2 separate regions of the Homo sapiens genome follow, and region 1 is linked to region 2. The links are chromatin contacts, found by Hi-C or POLR2A ChIA-PET in ENCODE. All regions are on one chromosome and are shown on one strand. The core of a region is the stretch at or near the end of the contact, and the rest is flanking DNA. Distances in the headings are between cores, read along the strand shown.

Region 1 (3,483 bases), core at 458-2,957, 42 kb after region 2:
ATGCAGTGCTGCCCCTGGGTGCCGTGGCCAGGGTCCCCCTTCCGGGGTCAAGAGCAGGCAGTTCTGGGCTGAGGTGCACATCGGGGCTGCCCTTCCACTAATCACTCCCACTTCCCAGCCTCTCTGGGTGCCCACCTGGAGAAGAGGTTTTTGCCGCCAGGTCAGTGATGCCCATTCCCCACCTAGTGTGCTTGGAGCCCCCACTGTGGTCTTGGGTGTGAGAGAAACTGCAGAGGGAGCCCAGGCCGCCTCACCTGTGTCTTTGGAGCAAGGCCCATTCAACAGAGGTGCCGGGGGCTGCAGCACAGCGAGTGAGAGTCCCTGTCACCCTCAAGCCAGCCCTGCCCTTGGGCTCCTGTGCCAAGCAGGACAGGTGCTGGGGGGACCTGCAGGTGGGCCAATGAACGGGGACCACAAACCAGGCCACACAGCTGGAAGTGCCCGGCCAGAATTTGCACAGAGGCACTGGTGTCAGTTTGTTGGGGCTGCCAGAACAAAATACTACCTGAGGCTGAAGTCTGAGATCAAGGTGTGGGTAGGGTTGGTTTATCCTGAGGCCTCACCTTGGCTTGGAGATGTCAGTTTCCTCCTTGTTTCCACACATGGTCTTCCCTCTGTGTCTCTGTGTCCTCATCTCTTCTTATAAAGACACCAGTAAGATTGAATCAGGGCCCAACCTGAGACCTCATTTTAACTTAATGTCTCTTTAAAGGCCCTGTCTCCAAATATAGTCACATTCAGAGTTACTGGGAATTATATTTTCAACATACGAATTTGGGGGGACATAGTTCAGCCCATCACAGCCTCCAATGCTTATGCCCAATCTGAGCCACCCCTTTCTTGCTTCTTCACCCCCAACCAGTTCAGTTCATCTTTTTCTTTCTTTCTTTTTTTTTTTTTTTTTTTTTTGAGTTGGGATCTTGCTGTGCTCTCCAGGCTGGAGTGCAATGGTGTGATCACAACTCACTGTAGCCTTGACCTCCCAGGCTCAAGCGATCCTCCTACCTAAGCCCCCCAAATATCTGGGACTACAGGCACGTGCCACCACATCAGCTAATTTTTTGGATTTTTGTTGAGACGGGGTCTCACTATGTCGCCCAGATTGGTCTCGAACTTCTGGCCTCAAGCAACCCTCCCGCCTCAGCCTCCCAAAGTGCTGGAATTACATGTGCGAGCCACTGCGCCTGGGCCTCCTTCTCCTTAAACCTGAAGAGTTTATGTTAAACTTTTTTTAAGCGTATGTTGTTTAGCATTTTCCTAAGGCAGTTTTGGACCCATACAAGTGGGGATAACCGCAATGAGTATCCCTCCCCAGCTCCAGAAACCTCAGCCTGGTGCTGTTCTTATGGCCCCTCAGCCCCTAGCCCCGACACACACACACACACACACGCACACACACACACACACACCCCAATTTTCTGTAATATTTTAAAGCATATCCCAGACCTCTTTTTATTCTGCTCAGCTACAGTAATGGTAAGCTTATTTTAGGTAGTTTTCTTTTAAACAGGAAAAAAAAAAAAAAAGAAAGAAAAACACCTGCAGGCTTCAGTTTCCCTGACTGGAGAGGTTGAGATAAACATTTCTAGTGGCAGTTCCAGCTCTGACATCCTGGGGAACTCGATACATATCTTTGCCTTTTCCTAAAGTCTTCTTAACAGTGGTTTCGGCACCCATAACAAAGTGTCTCAAGGGAGGCACCTCCTCCCCAGAGAGGAAATGCTGGGTGTGGACCAAGCTTCAAAAGCCCAGGAAGTTATTTCATCAAATGATGGGGCCTTTCCAGGGGTTGCAGGCTATTGTAACAGGAAACGGTAATTAGCAACTTGCCAAACGCAGTCGGGGTTTTATGTACTGTGATGAGGCTTACGACCCAGGGACCAGTCACCCATCCCATTTTACAGGTGAGGAAACTGAGGCTCAGAAAGGAGAGGTGAGTCATCCAGGGTTGCAGGGCTGACAGGAGGCAGGAGACTGGGGTCTCTCCACCTGGCACTGTTCATAATCAGACAGGGAAACCAAGGCTGGACTGGGCAGCCCCAGGCTACACCTGCTCCAGCCTCCACACCACCCTCCTCTGTAGGCAGTTCAGGCACAGGAGACAGAGGAGGGTACAGCCCCTGACCCTGGCCTCAGCTCTTCATGGCTTCCTCACATGTCCTCACAGTTTTTTTTTTTTTTTTTTTTTTTTTTTTTTTTTTTTTTTTTTGAGACAGAATCTCGCTCTATAGCCCAGGCTGGGGTGCAATGGCGGGATCTCAGTTCACTGCATCACTGCAACCAACCTCCGCCTCCTGGGTTGAAGCAATTCTCCTGCCTCAGCCTCCCGAGTAGCTGGGATTACAGGCACCCACTACCACTACCATGCCCGGCTATTTTTTGTATATTTTTTAGTAGAGGTGGAGTTTCACCATGTTGGCCAGGCTGGTCTCAAACTCCTGACCTCAAGTGATCTGCCCACCTCAGCCTCCCAAAGTGCTGGGATTACAGGCATGAGCCACTGCGTCCAGCCTCCCCCTAAAATGTTGCCATGCTTGTCTGCACACTCAGGCATGTGGGTGCACACCTATATTCATCCATGTGGCGTGCCTGGAGGGTGTGGCCCGCGGTGCCCAGTATAGAGCAGGCGCATGGCCACACGGCTCCAGTTGCAGACAGGGATGCCCCCGTCCCCAGGGCTGCAGGCCATGGCTGTGCTGCCCACTGCCCACCCTAGTAAGTGCTGTGTTCCTCCAGCTGTGGCTCCTTTCAATAGTTTCTCAGATGCACCAGATAAAGTCATTGGCCAAGTTGTTCCAAACATGAAGATCTTGATCCACTTAAAATCTTTACTCGGTGCCATGGGCACAGGCAGCCGCTGGGAGGTGAGGGAGGGAAGAGAGACGTGGCTGACTTGGCTCTTCACTTCATTCCCTTCTGCATGTTCCACTTTTTGCCTTGAGCCTGTGTGGCTTTTACAGTCACGAGAGCTGCCACTCCACTGCCGTGTGGGGTAGGGTGCACACATGATTCAGAAGCTGATGGCATCTATTTGCCTCCTTATAGCTCGAGCCCAGAAAACTATCCTCTAAGACCAGACGTGACAAGGAGAAGCAGAGCTGTAAGAGCTGTGGTGAGACCTTCAACTCCATCACCAAGAGGAGGCATCACTGCAAGCTGTGTGGGGCGGTGAGTCCCGGGAGAGGGGGACAGGGACAGGAGGCCACCCTGTCCTCTGCTCTGACAGAGCAGCTGAGTCCTCACCAGCAGCACACCAGCCATGCACACCAGCCCTGCACGGAAGGGCTTCCTGATCCTGGCTCATGGATATAGATACCCTTGAGTGCAAAACTGTCCTGTCCGAAGTAGAATCAAATCACTTTTCTCTGGTCAGCTCTGGTGTTCAACAAACACTACTTGTGGTTGAAAAAGTGCTGGATTTGGAACCAGAGAACCCCTAGCTGGGTGACCTTGAGAACAAGGAGATGATAGTCCTCATTCCTT
Region 2 (3,542 bases), core at 1,020-3,519:
CAGCATAGATGAGGGGATACAGCTAGCTCTGTATGTCCCCAGGCCTTACCTAGCTGTAAAGCAGGCAAATTGTACAGTTAAGAGTCATGATCGCAGTTTATAAAGCATTTTACAACTTGCACTGACCATCTACGGCATGCTTGGACTTTCTGACTTGACCTAAACATCCCTCTTTTAAACAACCAGTTATTTTACTTTGGGACAAGAATTTACCATACAAAATCCTTTTCATGCAAAATCACTTTTCTTTATAACCTTCCTTACCAACAATACCTTTACCTTTATAACTTTTGAATTAGACAAATTAATTTTCCTTCTGTTAGGAAGTTATGGTTTATACTACATGTTGCTGTATGGGTCCTGTGAAGGGGGAGCAGACAAAGAGGTTATCTACATACTGTAGAAGTTATCCCCCCTTGAGAGATGCCTTGGTTAGATTTTTGCTAGGGTTTGTCCAAATAAGTGTGGGCTATTTCTAAATCCCTGAGGTTAGCCTGTCCAGGTTAAAGTTATTGGTTAAAGATTTAGGTGGCTTTCCCAGGAGAAATAGAGCTCTTAGAGATAAAGATGAATTCAGAGGTCAGGTAAATATTAAGCAAACACCCATCTAGGAAAGTATATTTTTGCCCCAAAGAGGTGTAGGGTATTTAGACACTACCAGGGACTGGTGGGAAAGTGGTAATTGGTCTCTTAAATAATGTAAAGGGGTGTGAATCTTTTTTTTCTTTTTTTTTTTTTTGGAGGGAGGGAGTGCTATTTGCCCACATTACCTGACTGCATTTGGAGAAGAATTGCTCAGAGGAGATTAGCACAGAGTAGGCAGCTCTTGAACCCAAAGGGAAATTTATAATTTTATTTGCTGCCTCCAGAGTCACCCTTGGCTTTGTCCTGCTAGTGCCAATGTCTGATTTGGAAGCCAGCTAGAGCAGAGAGCTCTCCAGCTCAAGGCCATCAGGGGTTGGGATTCTGTCCTGGGGGCCCTTCAGCCTTCAAAGCAGTCCCGTTTCCAGTGGCCAAGCTTTTGGCAGAGAGGGGAAACCATGTGAGGTTTCCTCCCGTTTGTCCCACTGGGGCAGTTTGCCTTCCAGTGGCCTGGCTTCCCACGCCAATGGCAGTTACCTGGAGGAGTGTCCTTAGGGAAACCTGGAGGAGGCTGGTGGGCTTGCAGAGCAGCCAGTAGTTAAGCCTGCCTCTGGTCCCTGCACTTCTCTTTTTCCTTAGCCCTGTCCTCCTGATTCTACTCCCAGTTATAAAAGACTGAGGAGGTGACTTTGAGGATTTCCTGCATAGAGGCACTGGGTTCTGAGGCTGACTTTTGTTATTTCTTCCCAGTTAATTTTGAGGAAAAACAGTATTACAAAGAAAACCTAGTTTTTCTATTTTTGTTTGTTTGTTTATTTGTTTGTTTTTTGACAGAGTTTTGCTCTTGTTGCCCAGGCTGGAGTGCAGTGGCACAATCTTAGCTCACTGTAACCTCTGCCTCCCGAGTTCAAGTGATTCTCCTGCCTCAGCCTCCCAAGTATCTGGGATTACGGGTGTCAGCCATCATTCCTGGCTAATTTTTTGTATTTAGTAGAGATGGGGTTTCACCATGTTGGTCAGGCTGGTCTCAAACTCCTCACCTCAGGTGATCCACCCACCTCAACCTCCCAAAGTGCTAGGATTACAAGCATGAACCACCGCACCTGGCCCATTTTTCTGTTTTAAGGTTTAGGGGATCAAACTTTTCCCACTTTTTGGGAATACATCTGAGGGGTGTGTCCTGTGGTATGGAGATGTGATTACCCATCTGTGAAGAAAGAACAGTGGAGAAAAAAAGGAAAAAGGTAAAATGTGTCCCTTCTTACTTTCCTATTATCTTGAATAGGGCATCCCCCATTCATCCTTAGGGTTCCAGAATGAACCAGTCTTACTGTGTACCCTTAACCTTGGTCCCATTTCATCACAATTACCCACTTGACAACAGAGGAAATACCAGAGTGAACAGTGGGCCCCCTGCTCATCCTTGGGGTTCTGGAATGAACCAGTCTTACCATGTACCCTTAACCTTGCCTTCATCTCTGTTTTAATGATAATCTATCAGCCTTTATCTCTGTCCTATGGGTCTCTTGTGCCTATGGACTTCAGCCAGCCTATATCCTTATCTCCATGACCTTATAGTGACTTGCTCGGAGCATTCTGAGCAACAAAATGATGATCTCTTTTCTCAGAGTCCCATCTCTCATGTTCTTTAAGTAGATGAGAAGCCTGTTTTTCAGCTAACTGCCACAAGGGGGCTGACTCCCCTGCCTTTGAATATGACCTTGAAGGTCTTGATGCATGTTGAGAGGGGTGTGGAAGTGATTAGAGAAATGGAGGCTACAGGAGGAAGTGGGAGGAGGTGAGAGGAATATTCATGGAAAGCCTTTATATGCTTACAAAAATAGCAGCCCTTCCATTTGAGAGGGCGATGTTTATTTTCCCTCTTGACATAAAAGAAGAACCTCTGGAGGACTTGGGGCTTGGGGTAAGAACTTGCAATGGCAAAGGAAGAATGTTCCCTTATCCCAAAAAGGTACTAACTCAAAAAAGCAAGTAGGCAGGGTCCTTAAAGGACCACAGAGTGAGGCCCTGTGCCCGCAGACAAACTGCTTCAAAAGCCACTGGAAAACTTGGCCCTGGGGCATAACAGGAATGAAAAGCACATGGTAAGTCAGAAGGAGCTGGCAGAGCCAGGGTTCCAATTAGTGTCTGTCCTGGCCATGTGCCAGTAGTCAGGGGAAGGGTTAGAGGTCATCCGAGCTGGTAGGGTAAAAACAAGTATAAATCTCATGGCGTATCCCCAAGGGAGCCTGTGTCTTTGCTGCCACACAAATTCAGCAAGAGCCATGAGTGCATGAATAACAGGGAGTGTGTGTTTAAGAAGTCAAGTGACATACAAAGTGAAAACAAAGAGGCAGACTTGCCTCCGAGGTAGACAGTCCAGTGAGTGCACAAGCCATTTCAGAACACACACAGAGAAAACAGGAGAATAGGCAGTATGGGTTTTTGGAAAACAACCAATTTTAGTTGAAAAAGCAGAGGAGGCTGTGTGCAGTGGCTCACGCCTGTAATGCCAGCACTTTGGGAGGCTGAGGTGGGCAGATCATGAGGTCAGGAGATCGAGACCATCCTGGCTAACACGGTAAAACCCCATCTCTACTAAAAATACAAAAAAATAGCTAAGTGTGGTGGTGGGTGCCTGTAATCCCAGCTACTTGGGAGGCTGAGGCAGAAGAATGGTGTGAACCCAGGAGGCGGAGCTTGCAGAGAGCCGAGATAGTGCCACTGCACTCCAGCCTGGACGACAGAGCGAGACTCTGTCTCAAAAAAAAAAAAAAGAAAGAAAGAAAAAAAAGAAAAAGCAGAGGAAACAACAGACATTGCATGGTGTTAGGTTTTAGCCCTACCACTCTCATGAGCCTCCTGTCTAGGAGGGCCATGGGTGCCTCAGTTCTACTCAGTGCAGACTCCAAGGTCCCTCCTCTCTGACTTGAGAGATTCATGTGCTCCGTTTATCCTTT

The links. Hi-C counts contacts between places; a loop is a spot of excess contacts on that map. ChIA-PET counts read pairs that join two places held with the same protein, here RNA polymerase II (POLR2A). Pooled maps may share reads with other maps.
Region 1: a map of CD8-positive, alpha-beta T cell shows a loop between it and region 2 (2.0-fold over the local background). The contact joins two enhancer-like sites. A Hi-C loop is called at or near these places in 1 of 168 maps with a recorded cell type or tissue (CD8-positive, alpha-beta T cell), 1 of 37 single-sample maps with no recorded cell type and 5 of 50 pooled maps. POLR2A ChIA-PET finds 5 or more read pairs at or near these places in 16 of 52 experiments (CD4-positive, alpha-beta T cell, CD4-positive, alpha-beta memory T cell, GM10248 and 10 more).

The regions. Positions count from the first base shown.
Region 1 is chr9:93,026,829-93,030,311 of GRCh38, forward strand. FGD3 (FYVE, RhoGEF and PH domain containing 3) reads left to right here. Exons shown (of 18, transcript NM_001083536.2): 15 at 3,046-3,168. Among named protein-coding and RNA genes, the nearest start is that of SUSD3, 30 kb to the right of the region's middle. RefSeq lists enhancers at 2,197-2,698, 2,699-3,198. Within about 2 kb of position 1,708, at least 9 of the 41 ENCODE cell types and tissues checked have a DNase peak (open chromatin) inside an H3K27ac peak, as active enhancers do; they include CD4-positive, alpha-beta T cell and CD8-positive, alpha-beta T cell, where a contact is called at or near this core.
Region 2 is chr9:92,984,087-92,987,628 of GRCh38, forward strand. The region is part of intron 3 of FGD3 (FYVE, RhoGEF and PH domain containing 3); the gene reads left to right. Among named protein-coding and RNA genes, the nearest start is that of FGD3, 38 kb to the left of the region's middle. Within about 2 kb of position 2,270, at least 4 of the 41 ENCODE cell types and tissues checked have a DNase peak (open chromatin) inside an H3K27ac peak, as active enhancers do; they include CD4-positive, alpha-beta T cell and CD8-positive, alpha-beta T cell, where a contact is called at or near this core.